3 separate regions of the Mus musculus genome follow, and all the other regions are linked to region 1. The links are chromatin loops, found by intact Hi-C in ENCODE. Cell type or tissue: heart. All regions are shown on one strand.

Region 1 (2,500 bases):
GGGACTGCCCTCGGGCTCAATGCAGAGGACCAGTGTGGAGCCACCTGCTGTATCACCCCGCCTTCCAGGAAGAAGGCAGCTGCTGGAGAACCCAGGGGTGAGAGGCAGGCTACGTGGGGAGTGACCTCGGTGGCCTGACAATAAACCTGCCGGACTTTGGACCTGAATCTAGCACTTGTTGGCTGAGCTTGTCCGAGATCTCAGTTCCTAGTGGCACTGGGAGAGCATGTCTTTGTCACCACCCTGCCTGGTGTTGTTCACAGGCTTCTATTTCATCTCTTGTTTACCCCTCTAGGGGCTTGGCTCTGACCATCTGACCCCCACAAGAGAAGGCTGGCTGAGAACTCAGGCTCTCAGACCCTCTTGATCTGAAAGAATGGAAGCAGTATAGAGACCCTACCTCTACCTGATGGCACATGGCGCCTCTGAGGTCATACTAGCCAAGCCACTTACTACACAATCTAGGAAAATTGGACCAGCTCTTTGGAGTCTCCACTCCCTTGTCTATAAAGTGGGCATTGTTACCTCACGGCCCCCACTAGGTGTTTCAAGGGTGACTAGGATAATACATATAGAGTGTCCCTCTCCCCGGTTCCTCAAATACGTACATATGTACACACACACACAGCAAAGATCTGTGAGTTCAAGCCTTGGCTGAGCACCAGTCAAGTGAGAGGTTTGGAACAAAGATGGGCGCTATGCTCTCAGCACACTCCAGACCAATGGGTTAGGGGACTTTCTATCCCCAGGTTTCTGGGAGCAGAACACTGGGACCCATAGTCTTTGTCCCACACTACACCTCACTGCCCATCTCTGAAGAAGGCCATGCGGAAGCCTGTAGGAGCAGAGGACACCGGGCAGGGATCCCCAACCCCATGCAGTTTGAAAATACAGGTGGACAGAGGTCTAGCATTGAACCAGAGCTTAGGGTGTTCCCTGCTTCCCTCGGACTCTGCCAGCACTGCTAGGGGCAGGCAGGGCCATGGGGACCAAGGCTGGAATGAAAGTCAGGCCCTCATTGAAATAGTTCTCTGCCTACTCCCAGACTTTGCCTCTCTCTGCTGGACCAGCTGGGAGCTAGCTGCACAGCGGCGCTCTCAGAACCAACGTCCCCTCTCCCGGCTGCTGTTTCGGCATCTCTCAAGTAACCCTGCCCAGCCCTGTCCAGTGTCACTTGAGAGTGTGTGCATGACAGTCCTTGGTGAACAAAAACATAAACACCAGCTCTGGAGAAGCAATCCACACACAGGAGTGGGTGTTTCCTCCTAGGACTGTGGAAGGGAGAAGGGCTGAGTGAGCTGCCCTGGGGCGAGGTATCCTGCCCAGAGGTCCCGAGAGAACACAGACTGCAACTCCACACAGAGGCCACGGAGGGCACTGCAAGGCCGGCCCTCCAGGCAGGCCTTGCCCCACAGCCTGGAAACCACTTGGAGACAAAGCCTGCAGCGTTGGTGTCCACCACAAGGGGCAGGAGCTGGTTGGGAAGGTAATGCCACAGTGGTAACCTGGCCCCTGTTCCCGTTCCAGGACTGAAGCAGGGTGCTAAAAATGGGGTGCAAGACAGGGGTCTCACAGTAAGGGCATGGAGGCCTCCCTTATGGCGGCTACAGACTAGCCGACCGCTCCTGCAGGGACAAAAAAGGCCATGCAGTCTGGCTACCTTTCCTCGTGGGCTCTCTCCATGCAAATATGTACTGCCTGTCTCTGTAAGCCAGTGCTGAGCAATTCTGAAAGATCCAAGCCTTGTCCTTCTTAGCCACCATGTGGGCTGACTTCACACTCCAGAGGAGCAGCCAGAATGTTCGTGTTCACCCTGCTCCACAGGACAGAGCTCACGTATATACTATAAACCTAGGCAAAAGTCCATGCCTTAGGGCATAGGCCTTACACAGGAACCTAAGTCTGATAACTCAGATTTTTGCCTCTCTGCTAGACCAGCAAGGGGCTGACCGCAGAAGCCTGGGTTCCTAGAAATTACTCCTCTCTCCAGACTGCTGCTTCTGCGTCTCTGAGGTGGGAAGCAACCCTGCCCAGCATCTGTCACAGTGTGGTTTTGCTAAGTGGACATATTGTCAGGCTTCTTTCTAAATAGTGACACATATAGACCAGTGCTCCCTGTAATCTTGGTCAGAGACGCATAACTGGTCAAAGAGACTGAACTGATGACTGAGTGAGTCCTCGGTTCTAAATGGGACAGCTATGTGACCTCCATCCCACCCTCAAGGCTGAGACACCATCTCAGATGAGGCAGAAAGAATTGAAGGCCCCAGGTGTGGGGAGGAGCACTGTGGGTGGGGAGGAGCACTGTGAGTGTGGAGGAGCACTGTGGGTGGGGAGGAGCACTGTGAGTGTGGAGGAGCACTGTGGGTGGGGAGGAGCACTGTGAGTGTGGAGGAGCACTGTGAGTGTAGAGGAGTACTGTGGGTGGGGAGGAGCACTGTGGGCACTGTCCTCTGGACATGCCACGATCAATACACTCGGGAACCCACAGCAGCTATGG
Region 2 (2,500 bases), 240 kb before region 1:
GTGGTGGGAGGACTGGCGCCACCAGAAGACGATGTTGTAGTAGAGACCTGAGATGAACTACCTGGAGATTGACTCTGTACCGTGGTGGGAGGACTGGCGCCACCAGAAGACGATGTTGTAGTAGAGGCCTGAGATGAACTACCTGGAGATTGACTCTGTACCGTGGTGGGAGGACTGGCGCCACCAGAAGACGATGTTGTAGTAGAGGCCTGAGATGAACTACCTGGAGATTGACTCTGTACCGTGGTGGGAGGACTGGCGCCACCAGAAGACGATGTTGTAGTAGAGGCCTGAGATGAACTACCTGGAGATTGACTCTGTACCGTGGTGGGAGGACTGGCGCCACCAGAAGACGATGTTGTAGTAGAGGCCTGAGATGAACTACCTGGAGATTGACTCTGTACCGTGGTGGGAGGACTGGCGCCACCAGAAGACGATGTTGTAGTAGAGGCCTGAGATGAACTACCTGGAGATTGACTTTGTACTGTGGTGGGAGGACTGGTGCCACCAGAAGACGATGTTGTACTAGAGGCCTGAGATGAACTACCTGTAGACAGAGTCCCACGGTGGGAGGATTAGTGCCGCGAGTCACCATGGAAGAGCTGGCGACACTAGGAAACAGATTTGTCTCAGGAGGCTGAGGTGAATTCCCTTTGGTCTGAATTGTCCCAGACTTCTTGTCAGACTTGGTTGTCACAGAGGACAGAATTGAACTATCTCTGGTCTCATTGGCTACATTCTCAGGCAGATTGTTAACAATACTTGAGGCAGAGGCTGTTGTGATTTTGGTTAAGGGAACAAGGTAGCCAAATGTCAGAGGACAGAGTGTTAGATAAATAATAGCAATTACTGTCCATTCTAACCAAAACTCATCTTGGATTTTCTGGGGGAAATGAATATACTTGATTATGTTAAAAGTGGCTCCTTCTCAGCATAACAAAATTAAAAAAAAAACAGACAAAAAATGGAAAATATTATTGAAAACTACCACACCTAACATAGCTTAATTATACCTGTGGAGAGCTAGCTGAGTGTAGAGTTGTGGTGATAACATTCATGAAGAGTATCAAGTCGGGAGTGGTGGTATATGTCTGTGGAGGCAAGCCTGGGCTACATGAGGCCATGTTGCAAAACTGAGAACGGAAACAACAAAACCATTGAGATCAGTATCCGAACTTTGGCGACAGAGACAAGAGGCTCAGGACACCCTTTGCTCCCTATCAAGTTCAAAGCTAGCCTGAGCTACAGGACACTCTATCTCAATTTACAAAAGAAGACATTAATACCAAGAAATAGCAATTTATATCTATATTTGGAAAACGGTTTAATAAATTCCCAGGACATTCAGAGGAAGACAATTGAAAGTGCCACAAGATGGCGCTGTTACCACCAGGCAGTGCCTTCTTTCTACATTCCAGGGAAACAGACCAGATTGTCCACATTGGGGCAGTTTTCTATGTTGAAGGGAACCTGAGAAGTTGGTTTTAAGAGAATAATCTCGGGGGCTGGTGAGATGGCTCAGTGGGTAAGAGCACCCGACTGTTCTTCCGAAGGTCCAGAGTTCAAATCCCAGCAACCACATGGTGGCTCACAACCATCTGTAACAAGATCTGACTCCCTCTTCTGGAGTGTCTGAAGACAGCTACAGTGTACTTACATATAATAAATAAATAAATCTTAAAAAAAAAAAAAGAGAGAATAATCTCGTAGAAACAACTCACTAAGCCAGGCAGTGGTGGCGCACGCCTGTAATCCCAGCACTTGGGAGGCAGAGGCAGGCGGATTTCTGAGTTCGAGGCTAGCCTGGTCTACAAAGTGAGTAAAAAAAAAGATATCTTCTTTTGTAAATTGAGATAGTCTCCTGTAGCTCAGGCTAGCTTTGAACTTGATAGATAGCAAAGGATGTCCTGAGCCTCTTGTTGCTGGACACTTCACCGAGTGCTGATTATAGTTCTTCCACATTTTGGTTTGGTTTTTTTGAGACAGGTCTTGCTATGCAGTGTAGTTGGCCTGAAATTCCCAATCTTTCTGAGTGCTGGACCAGTGTGTTTGTTTGTTTGTGTTGTTATTGTTGTTGTTTCCTGGTACACATTTCTCTAGATACATCTGCTTTGAGATAATAAGACAAATAAATGGTCCATGTCCTAAAGACTGTGATAGACATCAAAGCTGTATTTACCGCTTTCCTAGAACTCTCTAGGAAGCTTGGAAGACTACCTTTTAGTCGCCCACTTAGTGACCCATTTCTTGGGACTCCTCTTGTCTCTAAGAACTCTGACATTGACAACAGATTATACAAATTATTAAATGAAAACCTTTGTAGAGAGGAAGCCATTCATAAGCCCTATGATATAGGATGCTAATGTTCACTATGATTCCCCCAGGGACCATAAGATGCTCCAGGCAAGGCCCAGTTCTTCACCTTGGACAGGGCTTGGCTACTAGTAACTAGAAGAGACAAAGAGATAAGCAATTGTTTTTCCATCACCAAGAAAATCGT
Region 3 (2,500 bases), 250 kb after region 1:
CACTTGTGGACCACTAGGCCATATTTGACTTGTGCTGGCAGCTGCAGGGAGGAGCAGCCTCCAGCTTTACAGTGATGTCTGGGGCCTGAAGCTTCTCCTCTGGCTGTGGAGTAGACAGACAAGCACGATGAGACCGGCACCTGCCAGTGACCAACCCATGCTGTGAGTTCAAAGATCTCTGTCCGCAAAACACTGAGTGTGGGGCCGGGCTGCTCGTAGGCTGACCATGTGAAGAGAGATGTCTGTGTGCCAGTCCCAAGTACCCTGTCCTCGAGGCTTGAGTGGGTATGGTCTGGCTCCGTGCCAACTGCTTTGTCAGCAGAGGCAAGCAGAAAAACAACCTTTTAAGTCCTTCATGATGTGTGTGTGTTGAAGAATATATGGTGAATCTTGGTTTCTTAAAAAAAAAAAAAACCCAGTTATGCTATGTGCATGTTTTTGTTTTAATCTCAGGTGTGGGATAGAGGTTCCTTTAGTTTGTCCACAGCTGCTGTGATTTTTTTTTCATATTCTAGGAGGGGTGTGATCTTTGCCAGCTAAAAAATTGTTTATATTTGGAATTCTGGCGACTCTTGAGAGGGTATAAATGCGAGAGCCCTGAGCACGCGTGTGGAGGCTGCTTCTGGTTCCTCCTGCTTCCTCCTGGGCTCTGCTGCACTTGCTATTGCTGGATTGCTGGTTGGAGATGTCCTGAAGATAGAGATTGGATTTGCCACGGAACCCAATGCCCCTAGTCAGCAGGAAGTAGTATAAAGAGGTCTATACCTTTCCCTTCTAAACCTCTTTCTTACCTAGTGTTGCGGTGGGAGGATGGAAGGCATTAAGGTGGAATAAGGACTGGAAGTGTGGTAGGTATAAGAACCCAATAAAATAACAACAACAAAAATATCCAAGACAAAAACACAAGGACATACTATACCATCTTTCTAATCTAAAAGTGTGAAAACTTCTCATCTCTTCATTCTCCCAAGTGGAGTGTGTATTTCTCTTTTTGAAATAGTTTTTGGAGGCATTCGGGTATATTCCCAGCCTGGACAACATGACAAATCCTATTCTCAGAAGGACTGGGTTAGGATGTGTGGCTCAGTGGTAGAGCACCTGGATTCTCCCTGGAAGCCCTCCTTAGAGGACAGGCAAGCTCAACTCCCCCTCAAAAGGCTTCACTGCGTAGGACAGTGAGGTATCATCCAAGCCTGGTGAGTCCCCAGAAGACAGTCTCCTCTGAGTAATTACATTGCCAAAATGTAGGTAGAAAGGTCCAAGTTTAAAGGTCTGTTTACTTTATTGCCCTTTTACCACATGGACTGTGCCTGCTTGGTTAATGTTTATTTTGTTGAATAATCTAGTTTTAGTCACATCAATAAAAGTCCGTGCTACTTTTATAAAACAAAAACCAGTTTCAACCAGAGGTTTCTCCTGGGTCCGTTAGCTTTGCTGCCACCTAGTGGCACACTCCTAGAGTGCAGGGCTGGCCATATGGGACAGCCACCAGAGTTCCTTCCCTGGGCTAGAGTTCAGGGACTGCCTATAAGTGAGGTAGCCAGCCTGACCGAGGTTTACTCTAAATTCTAATTTCTACATACTAAAATAGAAAGTTCTCTATATGGGGGCAGGAGATTGTCACAATCAAAAGAACCAATGACCATCAAATGCCTAGTGTCCTGTAATTATTCAATGTCTTGGTGGAGAACTTGCTCTCACGGAGTGGTTTCCAACTGTTTATTATTATTAAGTATTATTATTAGTCTGTTTATTTAATGTGCATTGGTGTTTTATGTGCATGTATGTTGGCATAAGGGTGTCAGATCTTCTGGAACTGGAGTTATAGACAGTTATAAGCTGCCACATGGGTGCTCAGAGTTGAACTCATGTCCTCTGGAAGAGCAACCAGTGCTCTTTACTGTCGAGCCATCTCTCCAGCCCCTCCCAGATGTTTTTTTATAGATTCCTGGTCTCATGGTTTCTGTCACTGACCCCAGTGATATTACAGACAGGCACTACATTGTCAGGCACAACCTAAGTCTACGTTGGTCAGGCACTGTGGACCAGAGGTGAGAGAGAGAGCCCGATCAGGAGGGGTGTGGGTAAATCTAGCAAGTGATATTTAACAAATAAAGAGAAAGTCAGCCAGGAGCCCAAGGACTGGGAGAGGGCTGCCTGGATGGCGGCACAAGGGGGCACTAAGTCAAAAACACTGCAAGATTTTAAGAATGAATGACTCAGCAGAAGACAGCTGAAGATTCCAATTTTATAAATCTATAAATGAATTGAGCATGGTGGCACACATCTGTAATGCTTGTAAACTTGAAGGCTGAGATGGGAAGACTTGGAGTTTGCTAACCTGGGCTACACAAGATGCTGACAAAAATAAGGGGTGCAGAGGTAGTTGTCGCTAATGCGCTTGCCACACAGACACAAGGGCCAAAGAATCCACCCCAAAAGCTGGGCACACTGAGGATCCCATCCCATCACTGAGGAGGAAGTAACCGGTGAACCCCAG

What was found. Hi-C counts contacts between places; a loop is a spot of excess contacts. Peaks named below come from ENCODE experiments on the same cell type or tissue, not always from the same donor. Only the 100,000 strongest peaks of a DNase experiment are listed, where the experiment ranks them.
Region 2: a loop joins it to region 1, with 6 times the contacts of the local background. A loop is called at or near these places in 8 of 42 quality-filtered maps.
Region 3: it touches region 1 in a loop (2.5-fold over the local background); 2 of 42 quality-filtered maps call a loop at or near these places.

What each region holds. Positions count from the first base shown.
Region 1 is chr16:33,559,358-33,561,857 of GRCm38, reverse strand. The region is part of intron 4 of Slc12a8 (solute carrier family 12 (potassium/chloride transporters), member 8); the gene reads right to left. Among named protein-coding and RNA genes, the nearest start is that of Slc12a8, 42 kb to the right of the region's middle. In heart, a CTCF peak has its summit at 1,452; DNase peaks (open chromatin) are centred at 397 and 1,367; H3K4me3 peaks cover 570 bases; H3K27ac peaks cover 1,592 bases.
Region 2 is chr16:33,796,980-33,799,479 of GRCm38, reverse strand. Muc13 (mucin 13, epithelial transmembrane) reads right to left here. Exons shown (of 12, transcript NM_001382834.1): 2 at 1-547. Among named protein-coding and RNA genes, the nearest start is that of Gm15658, 2.1 kb to the right of the region's middle. In heart, a CTCF peak has its summit at 1,365 (motif pointing right); no DNase peak of the experiment used is centred here.
Region 3 is chr16:33,305,693-33,308,192 of GRCm38, reverse strand. No RefSeq gene overlaps it. Among named protein-coding and RNA genes, the nearest start is that of Snx4, 55 kb to the right of the region's middle. In heart, a CTCF peak has its summit at 1,451 (motif pointing left); a DNase peak (open chromatin) is centred at 1,472.